Linked DNA regions of Homo sapiens: region 2 is linked to region 1. A link is an interaction called in ENCODE POLR2A ChIA-PET data of the cell type or tissue named here. Cell type or tissue: GM12878. All regions are shown on one strand. Links, peaks and the distances in the headings refer to the core of each region. The heading gives the core; the rest is flanking DNA.

Region 1 (4,392 bases), core at 217-4,216:
AGATGGATCACGAGGTCAGGAGTTTGAGACCAGCCTGGCCAACATGGTGAAACCCTGTCTCTACTAAAAAAACAAAAATTAGCCAGGCGTGGTGGCACATGCCTGTAACCCCAGGTGCTCAGGAGTCTGAGCCAGAAGAATCATGTGAACCCAGGAGGCAGAGGTTGCAGTAAGCTGAGATCACGCCACCGCGCTCTAGCCTGGGCAACATAGCGAGACTCTGTCCCCCATCACCCCCCAAAAAAAAGAATGTATGGAAGGGAAAACTTTTTCTCCTGATGTAATGAACATTCTCATTTTTTTCTAAGAAGAGATACCACTTTCTGGAAGATGACCTGAGAAATGTATCTTCTCTCAATAAAGGTTTGACCCAATTATAGTCAGACTACATCATATTTCTATTTTATCTTTTTCATTTTAAACTGCTTAGTCATTTAAAAAAGTTTACTAAACATCAAGTATACTAAATGCTTTGATAGACAAAAATTCTCAAAACTATATATTCTGGTATTAAAAATTATTTCTGCAAATAAAGCCATATTGCTTAAATTATTTCCTGGTTTGCTAAACGGAAAAAGATGGCTAAATTCCTAAAGTATGAAACATTTTAAATAAATGCAGTTCCACTGCCTTCAAGAGTATTAAAACTTAACTAGCAGCTTTTTTTGTTTTTGTTTTTCAGACAAAATTGCGCTCTGTCACCCAGGCTGGAGTACACTGGCATGATTTCGGCTCACTGCAACCTCTGCCTCCCAGGTTCAAGTGATTCTCATGCCTCAGCCTCCCGAGTAGAGCTGGGATTACAGGTGTGCACCACCACACCCAGCTAATTTTTTCTATTTTCAGTAGAGACGGGGTTTCACTGTGTTGGCCAGGCTGGTCTCAAACTCCTGGCCTCCAGTGATCTGCCCACCTCAGCCTCCCAAAGTGCTGGTATTACAGGAATGAGCAACCACGCCTGGCTTAATTAGTGGTATTTTTAACATCTTTTGTAGACTTAACACTTCCAAAGACTTTGAAAGTCCATCTAACATGCTACTTGTCTCATTGAGAGCTCTGAAAAAGTACCTGCAGAATAAAAGTTGGCCCTGTTAAAAAATCTTTTGAATTCTGCTATGTTTTGGCTTCATGTCCCCACCCAAATCTCATCTCCCATTGTAATCCCTCGAAGGAGGGACTTGGTGGGAGGTGACTGGATCATGGAGGCAGTCTCCCCCATTCTGTTCTTGGTATAGTGAGTGAGTTCTCAGGAGATCTGATGGTTTTATGAGTGTTTGACAGTTCCTCCTCTCTCACCTGCCACCATGTAAGACATGCCTGCTTCCCCTTCCACCATGCTTCTAAGTTTCCTGAGGCCTCCCAGCCATGCAGAACTGTGAGCCAATTAAACCTCTTTTCTTAATATTTATAAACCACCCAGTCTCGGGTAGCTCTTTATGCAGTATGAGAACAAACTAATACAAATTCAAACCTTACATCATTTAAACAAGCCCTCTACTATTTTATAAACACTACTCATTTCTTGAATACATACAACATTTATTTTCAAAGACTTAACAGGCCCCTACACCAAATAAATACATGTTCCAAGTTAGTAGTGTTTTAATTTTATATACATACGCCCACACAGAGATTTGGAAAACAATGGTAATAAAAATTTTGCTTCTTTAGCTAAGAACAGCATGAAAAGCGAGTTGTCAAAGATAATAAAGTGGCACATTTTATCATCCCTTAATTTTACAGTAAAGTTTACACTTGCTCTTCTTCATATAGTTCATTGTTCTTATATCCTAAGCTGACCTTGGTTTCAAATAAAAATAAAATGTGTGCCTTACAGTCCACTGGGCTCTAAGAAATTAATTTGTCTTTCAGGCAGGGGCTAGGACAGCCTTAGAGTAAGGGACTCCTGCTGCTTGCTGCACAGCAAGGATGTCTTTGATTCCCTTCACATTGTTTGAATCCTGCAGGCAACTGGAAAAGGGGAGTTCTCACGACTTGAAGCAAGGAATTTCGCTAAATGCTGGAGCTGAAAGGGACCTTACAGACTTTATAGACCATTTTGTCCATGTTCTTAAAATATTTTTCTAGTCTAGTTCCTCTAAATCTCTCACACTGTGCTGTCAGTACACACCACTTGAAAGCACCCAGTCTTAACAGCAGATAGTTATGGCTTAACACCTGCAACAATAAAGTCAATCTATAGGTTTACAGATGCTTTTTGCATGTGTACACATGAATATGGACAGAAAACAACACTCTGGAACTTCTCACAAAGGAATATATTTATCATCTAAGGTTACAAAAGTCTTATAAACTACTGCAGAAACAGAGTACTACTATTACAAGCAGAGTCTCATCTGTGCCCCTCCTTTAAGACCCTTTTTCCATGCGTTGTATGTAACTTTACCCCTGACTTCATCTTTTTGTCCTATTTTTCCTTTCATCTTCATTTTCCCACTTATTTTGTTTTTAATCTTCCTACACTGTATATGTCACTGTAATCACTCAAATCCTTTTTCTGAAATAAACTAAGGTTTCTGTATATGTTACCAGCAGCAAAAGTCATTACGTTTTTGCAGGCAGTGAGGAGGAAAAAAAAAAATTTATTACATTTTTGAACTGAGAAAAAGGGAAAAGTTGAAAATTAACAACTATAGGGAGGCTGGGCATGGTGGCTCACACCTGTAATCCCAACACTTTGGCAGGCCAAGGAGGGTGGACTGCTTGAGCACAGGAGTTCAACACCAGCTTGGGCAACACAGTGAAACCTTATCTCTACAAAAGATACAAAAAATTAGCTGGGCCTGGTGGTGTACAACTGTAGCACCAGCTACTCAGAAGGCTGAGGTGGGAAAATCACCTGAGCCTGGGAAGTCGAGGCTGCAGTGAGCCGAGATTGTGTTATTGCATTCCAGCCTGGACAGCTCACACCTGTAATCCCAGAATTTTGGGAGGCTGACACAGGAGAATTGCTTGAGCCCAGGAGTTTGAGACCAGCCTGGGCAACACGGTGAAACCCTGTCTCTACAAAAGATACAAAAATTTAGCTGGGCGTGGTGGTGTACACCTGTAGCACAGCTACTCTGAAGGCTGAGGTGGGAAAATCACATGAGCCTGGGAAGTCGAGGCTGCAGTTAGCCGAAACTGTTACTGCATTCCAGTCTGGACAGCTCACACCTGTAATCCCAGAATTTGGGGAGGCTGAGGCAGGAGAATTGCTTGAGCCCAGGAGTTTGAGACCAGCCTGGTCAACACAATGAGACCTCGTCTCTACAAAAATAAATAAATAAATAAATAAATAAATAAATAAATAAGCCGGGTGTGGTGGCGCACACCTCTGGTCCCAGCTACTAGGGAAGCTGAAGTAGGAGGATCGCTTGAGCCCCGGAGGTCAAGGCTACAGTGAGCCAAGATCATGCCACTGCACTCCACCCTGGGCAACAGAGTGAGACTCTGTCTCATAAAAAAAAAAAAAAAAAAAAAAAAAAGTTAAAACTATAGGACTAAAACTTTTTTTTTTTTGAGACAGAGCCTCACTCTGTCACCCAGGCTGGAGTGCAATGACGCGATCTTGGCTCACTGCAACCTCCGCTTCCTGGCTTCAAGTGATTCTCCTGCCTCAGCCTCCCAAGTAGCTGGGATTACAGGCGCCCACCACCACACCTAGCTAATTTTTGTATTTTTAGTAGAGATGGGGTTTCCCCATGTTGGCCAGGCTGGTCTTGAACTCCTGACCTCAGGTGATCCACCCACCTCGGCCTCCCAAAGTGCTGGGATTACAGGCGTGAGCCACCGTGCCTGGCCAGGACTAAAACTTTAATACCAGTTGTTAGTGCCATGAAATGTGTCATCATTGACTTTGGCAAACTAACAACCACCTGTGGACATTCCAGCAGCCAGGTTATTGCTTCACCATCTATCATAAATAAACTGTGTAGGCTTTAACTCAGAAGAACGCATATGCACAGAAGTACTGTGCTTTCAAGGACCACTTACTTGGAAAGAATACAGAATATCACAAAAGAGAGAGTACTGTGGCACAGTGGAAAGATCACAGGTTTGTTTTGGGTTTTATTTCATTCTGTTTTTTAATTGAGGCAAAAACACACTGAACTTGAATCTAACCAGCCTCTGATCTAGCTAAAATTTATAAGAAATACAAAGAGGAACAAAATATGTAGACCAAATGAGAACATAATCTGCAACACCCAGAAAGTGGGAAGTTATACAGAACAAATAAGCAACCTAGCTTCTTCAATAAATAAATGGCAAGGAAAAAAAGATGGGAGAGGCGATTTTTATAGATTCAAAGAGATATAAGAAACTATTCACTATAAGCAATCTGTGACCTAAGTCTGGATCCTGAATTCAAAAGACAAGCTAATGCAATAA
Region 2 (4,392 bases), core at 184-4,183, 64 kb after region 1:
GGGGCTAGGGAAGCCTCAGGAAACTTAGAATCATGGCAGAAGGGGAAGCAAATACGTTCTTCTTCACATGGCTTCACTTGGTTCTCAAGTGCATCTTCGCAGGAATCCCCATCCAAGTCTCAGGGTTCCATTTCTTCCCTATCAGGGGCCTGATTTTCATGGAGAAAACTTACTGGGACTACAAAGTTACCCACTGCTGAAGTTCTGCTACTCTTACAATACAATACAGTCCTATGCCTGGACTTCACATGGCACACGTCCTTCTTCACAAGGAGGAGTGCCAAGCAAAGGGGGCAAAGCCCCTTATAAAACCATCGGATCTCTTAAGAACTCACTATCATGAGAACAACAGGGGAGTAACTGTCCCCATCATTCAATTACCTCCCACCAGGTCCCTCCCATGACACGTGGGGATTATGGGAACTACAATTCAAGATGAGATTTGGGTGAGGACACAGCCAAACCGTATCATCAAGAAAATGATTAACAAGTATTATCTGTGAAGTCTTACAGACCCATTGTAAGAAAGACCTGGGTCAGGACTACATTCATGCCTGACCTGTAGAATCCCTACTCTAATGATGAGTCTTTGATGGTGCTTTAGTTTTGGAACTTTTGATCTCCTTTTCAGCACTCTGTCATGGTAGTTTCAGCATATTACCTCATATAACACAGGCCATTATTTTTTCCAAGTACCTAAACACTCTTCCTCTGTTAATTATAACTTCAAGGCCCCTTGTCAGGCTGTTAAATATTGCGTTGTGGAAGAGAATCCTCATATCAGCAAACACTCCTTTAGCCAGATAAATATTCTACCACCCCAATTTCTGTTTCAGCATCCTCAAGGTACATTTGTAAGCAAGCACCCCGTATTCTTGCTAGTACATACTAGTCTGTTCCTACAGATCCTTTGGTGAATAATCCTTTTCTACCCTTAGCAGAACCAGCACTTCCCCAGGTGGGTCATGCTGAGACTTAGCCCTAGTTGTTTGCCTACTGTCCAGGAGGGGTGTGGGGAAAGATCTTGAGGAAGGCAGATATTGTTTTGCAGGTTATCTGCCTCAGTTCAGGCCCCTGCACAGTTTCTGCAAGGAGGGGGCTGCTGTTGTCCTCTAACAAGGGCAAACATTTGCCCAGAATGTTCAAGGGAATCTAAGAGTTAAATGTTCTCAAGTGCATCTTCCCAGGTATCCCCATCGAAGTCTCAGGGTTCCATTTCTCCCCTATCAGGGGCCTGATTTTCATGGAGAAAACTCACTGGGACTACAGAGTTAGCCATTGCTGAAGTTCTGCTACTCTTACAATACAATACAGTCCTATGCCCGGTCTTCAGCACAGTTCGCTTTCCAGCTACAGTATATGGCAGTCTTTTTTTTTTTTTTTTTTTTTTTTTTTGAGATGGAGTCTTGCTCCGTCACCCAGGCTGGAGTGCAGTGGCGCCATCTCAGCTCACTGCAATCTCCGTCTCCCAGGTCCAAGCGATTCTTCTACCTCAACCTCCCGAGTAGCTGGGATTACAGGTGCCTGCAACCATGCCCAGCTAATTTTTGTATCTTTAGTAGAGATGGGGTTTTACCATGTTGGCCAGGCTGGTCTCAAACTCCTGACCTCAGGTGATCTGCCTGCCTTAGCCTCCCAAAGTGTTGGGATTACAGGCGTGAGCCACTACGCCCAGCCAACAATCTTTTTAAATGCTGCTGAAGAGGACTTCTGACTTCACATCTTGCCTTAAACTGGTAACTGTCTCACCTGAGCCTGTCATTTTCTCTCATGCATCAACAGCATCCAGCAACAATAAACGAATTCTGCAGTCCCTTAAATTATTGCTTCCTCTGAATTGTACAAGCCAATGCGACCCCTTCCAGCTGTATTCAATTCTAATTTTCCACAGGTACATATTTCACTAATGGCAACGATATAGCATACCAGGCACTAACAACACTTCCCTTATGATCAGTAATAGGGTCCTTATTGCCATCTGGCCAGCAAGTGATTGAATTCCAAATCTCATCCTTAGAGTCCATTTCCTAGGACAATTACCAGTTCCAAATGTCTTAAGTAGGGTTATTCAGAAGCAGAATATGAAATGAGAACTTGTGTGCAAGTGATCTATTAAGGAAATGCTCCCGGGAGAAATTGGAAAATGAATAGGTGAAGGAGGATAATGGAGGGAAAATGCAAAGCAAGGGTGCAGTCTCAAGCAAAGTCCTGTGGGTGGGTAGTTTCAGCCTGATCCCACAGGGGAATTTCAGAATATAAATTATGCCTCAGAGTTTGTCCTGACTTGTTGCAAGGGAGCTGGGCTTTCATACTCCCACACCAGCCAGTCACTGGCTGAGACCCACCCATCTCAGGGTGGGTGGATGTAAATTCTCAGGCACTTCTGACTCTGACTCCAGTAGCCAAGAGCAGGCCTTTAAAGAGAGCCTCAGGTGTGGACGGTTAGAAGCAAAAGCCTCAGGAACTGGGGCGAGGCAAACAGAAACCATAAAAGGGGATCTGGGTGGAGCCCAAACAGTATCCACTATGTGCTTGTTATTTTTCCTCCCCAACTCTCTTTTCACTCCTCTGACCCTGGAGGAGAAGAGCAAAGTGGCAGAAACGGTGAAGACACAAACTACATTAGAATAGGCTAGGTTAAGTTACAGCTGTGGTAACAACCCTAAAATCTCAGCAGCTTACCCCCATTCAGTTTACCTTTTGCTTATGCCTTGTGTCCTGTGTGGATTGTGAGGGGCCCTGCTCTCCATGGTCACCAGGGGTAAAGTTGTTGGAGGTTCTGCTGTCTTGTTCTGCACCATCTAAAATCCACAGCCTCCTCGTGTGCTTTAATAGGAAGAGAGAGACCAGAGGGTCGCGCTTGGCTTTTCTTTTTTTTTTTTTTTTTTTTTTTTTGAGATGGAGTCTAGCTCTGCCGCCCAGGCTGGAGTGCAGTGGCGCGATCTCGGCTCACTGCAAGCTCCGCCTCCCAGGTTCATGCCATTCTCCTGCCTCAGCCTCCCGAGTAGCTGGGACTACAGGCGCCCACCACCACGCCCAGCTAATTTTTTTTTTTTGTATTTTTAGTAGAGACGGGGTTTCACCGTGTTAGCCAGGATGGTCTCGATCTCCTGACCTCGTGATCCACCCGCCTCGGCCTCCCAAAGTGCTGGGATTACAGGCGTGAGCCACAGCACCCGGCCTGCACTTGGCTTTTTAGTGTGCTTCACCATAGGTGTGACAATCATGTCATTAGGCAGAATGGGTCACCAGGACTTGCCTGACTGCAGGGAGGCCAGAAATGTAGAGGATCCAAATGGTGCATTTGGTGAGAATTGTCCCAACCACACCGGTCTTTGTCACTATGAGCTTCTAAGTTTAGTTTAAGCTTGAGCTGGGTGAGAAGGAGGTTATTTTTTTGAGACAGGGTCTCGTTCTGTCACCCAGGTTGGAGTGCAATGGAGTGATCTTGGCTCACTGCAACCTCCACCACCCTGGCTCAAGCTATCCTCCCACCTCAGCCTCCTGAGTAGCTAAGACAACAAGTGTGTGCCACCACGCCCAGCTAATTTTTTGCATTTCTTGTAGAAACAGAGTTTCATCATGTTGCCCAGGCTGGTCTCAAACTCCTGAGCTCAAGGGACCCACTCGCCTTGGCCTTCCAATGTGCTGGGATTATTGGCATGAGCCACCATGCCTAGCCTGAGAAAAAGTTTTATTTTATTTTATTTTATTTATTTATTTATTTATTTATTTTTGAGATGGAGTCTAGCTTTTGTCACCCAGGCTGGAGTGCAATGGCACGATCTCGGCTCACTGCAACCTCCGCTGCCCAAGTTCCAGCAGTTCTCCTGTCTCCACCTCCCAAGTAGCTGGGACTACAGGCGCCCACCACCACACCCAGCTAATTATTGTATTTTTAGTAGAGACAGGGTTTCACCACATTAGTCAGGCTGGTCTCGAACTCCTGACCTCAGGTGATCTGCCTGCCTTGGCCTCCCAAAGTGCTGGGATTACAGGCGTGAGCTTCCGCACCCAGCCGAGAAAAAGTTTTACATCAATGTGAAAGTAAAACGTGGTAACTAGACTTTACAAAGTGATTTTGGAAAAGGTATGAGATTTGCCAGATAATTTTTTTTTTAATCATCAAGGTAGAGGGAAATGGTTTTACCTAGCACAGAAGATATGTAGTCACATGAAAGAATAAGATTCCTAATGAAAAACCAGAAAATAGCCAGAATCCCTAACTGTATAGTACTGATTAAGTAGATAATAAACATTCATAGGGTGGTGGGTTAATTAGCCACTTAAAACGATGTTTCTGGCCAGGCGCTGTGGCTCACACCTGTAATCCCAGCACTTTGGGAGGCCGAGGTGGGGAGATCAGCTGAGGTCGGGAGTTCGAGATCAGCC

Evidence for each region. Peaks named below come from ENCODE experiments on the same cell type or tissue, not always from the same donor. Only the 100,000 strongest peaks of a DNase experiment are listed, where the experiment ranks them.
Region 2: POLR2A ChIA-PET joins it to region 1 with 5 read pairs; 2 of 35 experiments call an interaction of 5 or more read pairs at or near these places.

What each region holds. Positions count from the first base shown.
Region 1 is chr5:171,969,041-171,973,432 of GRCh38, forward strand. All of the region lies in intron 1 of FBXW11 (F-box and WD repeat domain containing 11), which reads right to left. Among named protein-coding and RNA genes, the nearest start is that of FBXW11, 35 kb to the right of the region's middle. In GM12878, for the core only: no CTCF peak of the experiment used is centred there; no DNase peak of the experiment used is centred there; H3K27ac peaks cover 40 bases.
Region 2 is chr5:172,032,849-172,037,240 of GRCh38, forward strand. No RefSeq gene overlaps it. Among named protein-coding and RNA genes, the nearest start is that of FBXW11, 28 kb to the left of the region's middle. RefSeq lists a silencer at 2,336-2,405. In GM12878, for the core only: no CTCF peak of the experiment used is centred there; a DNase peak (open chromatin) is centred at 2,393; H3K27ac peaks cover 253 bases.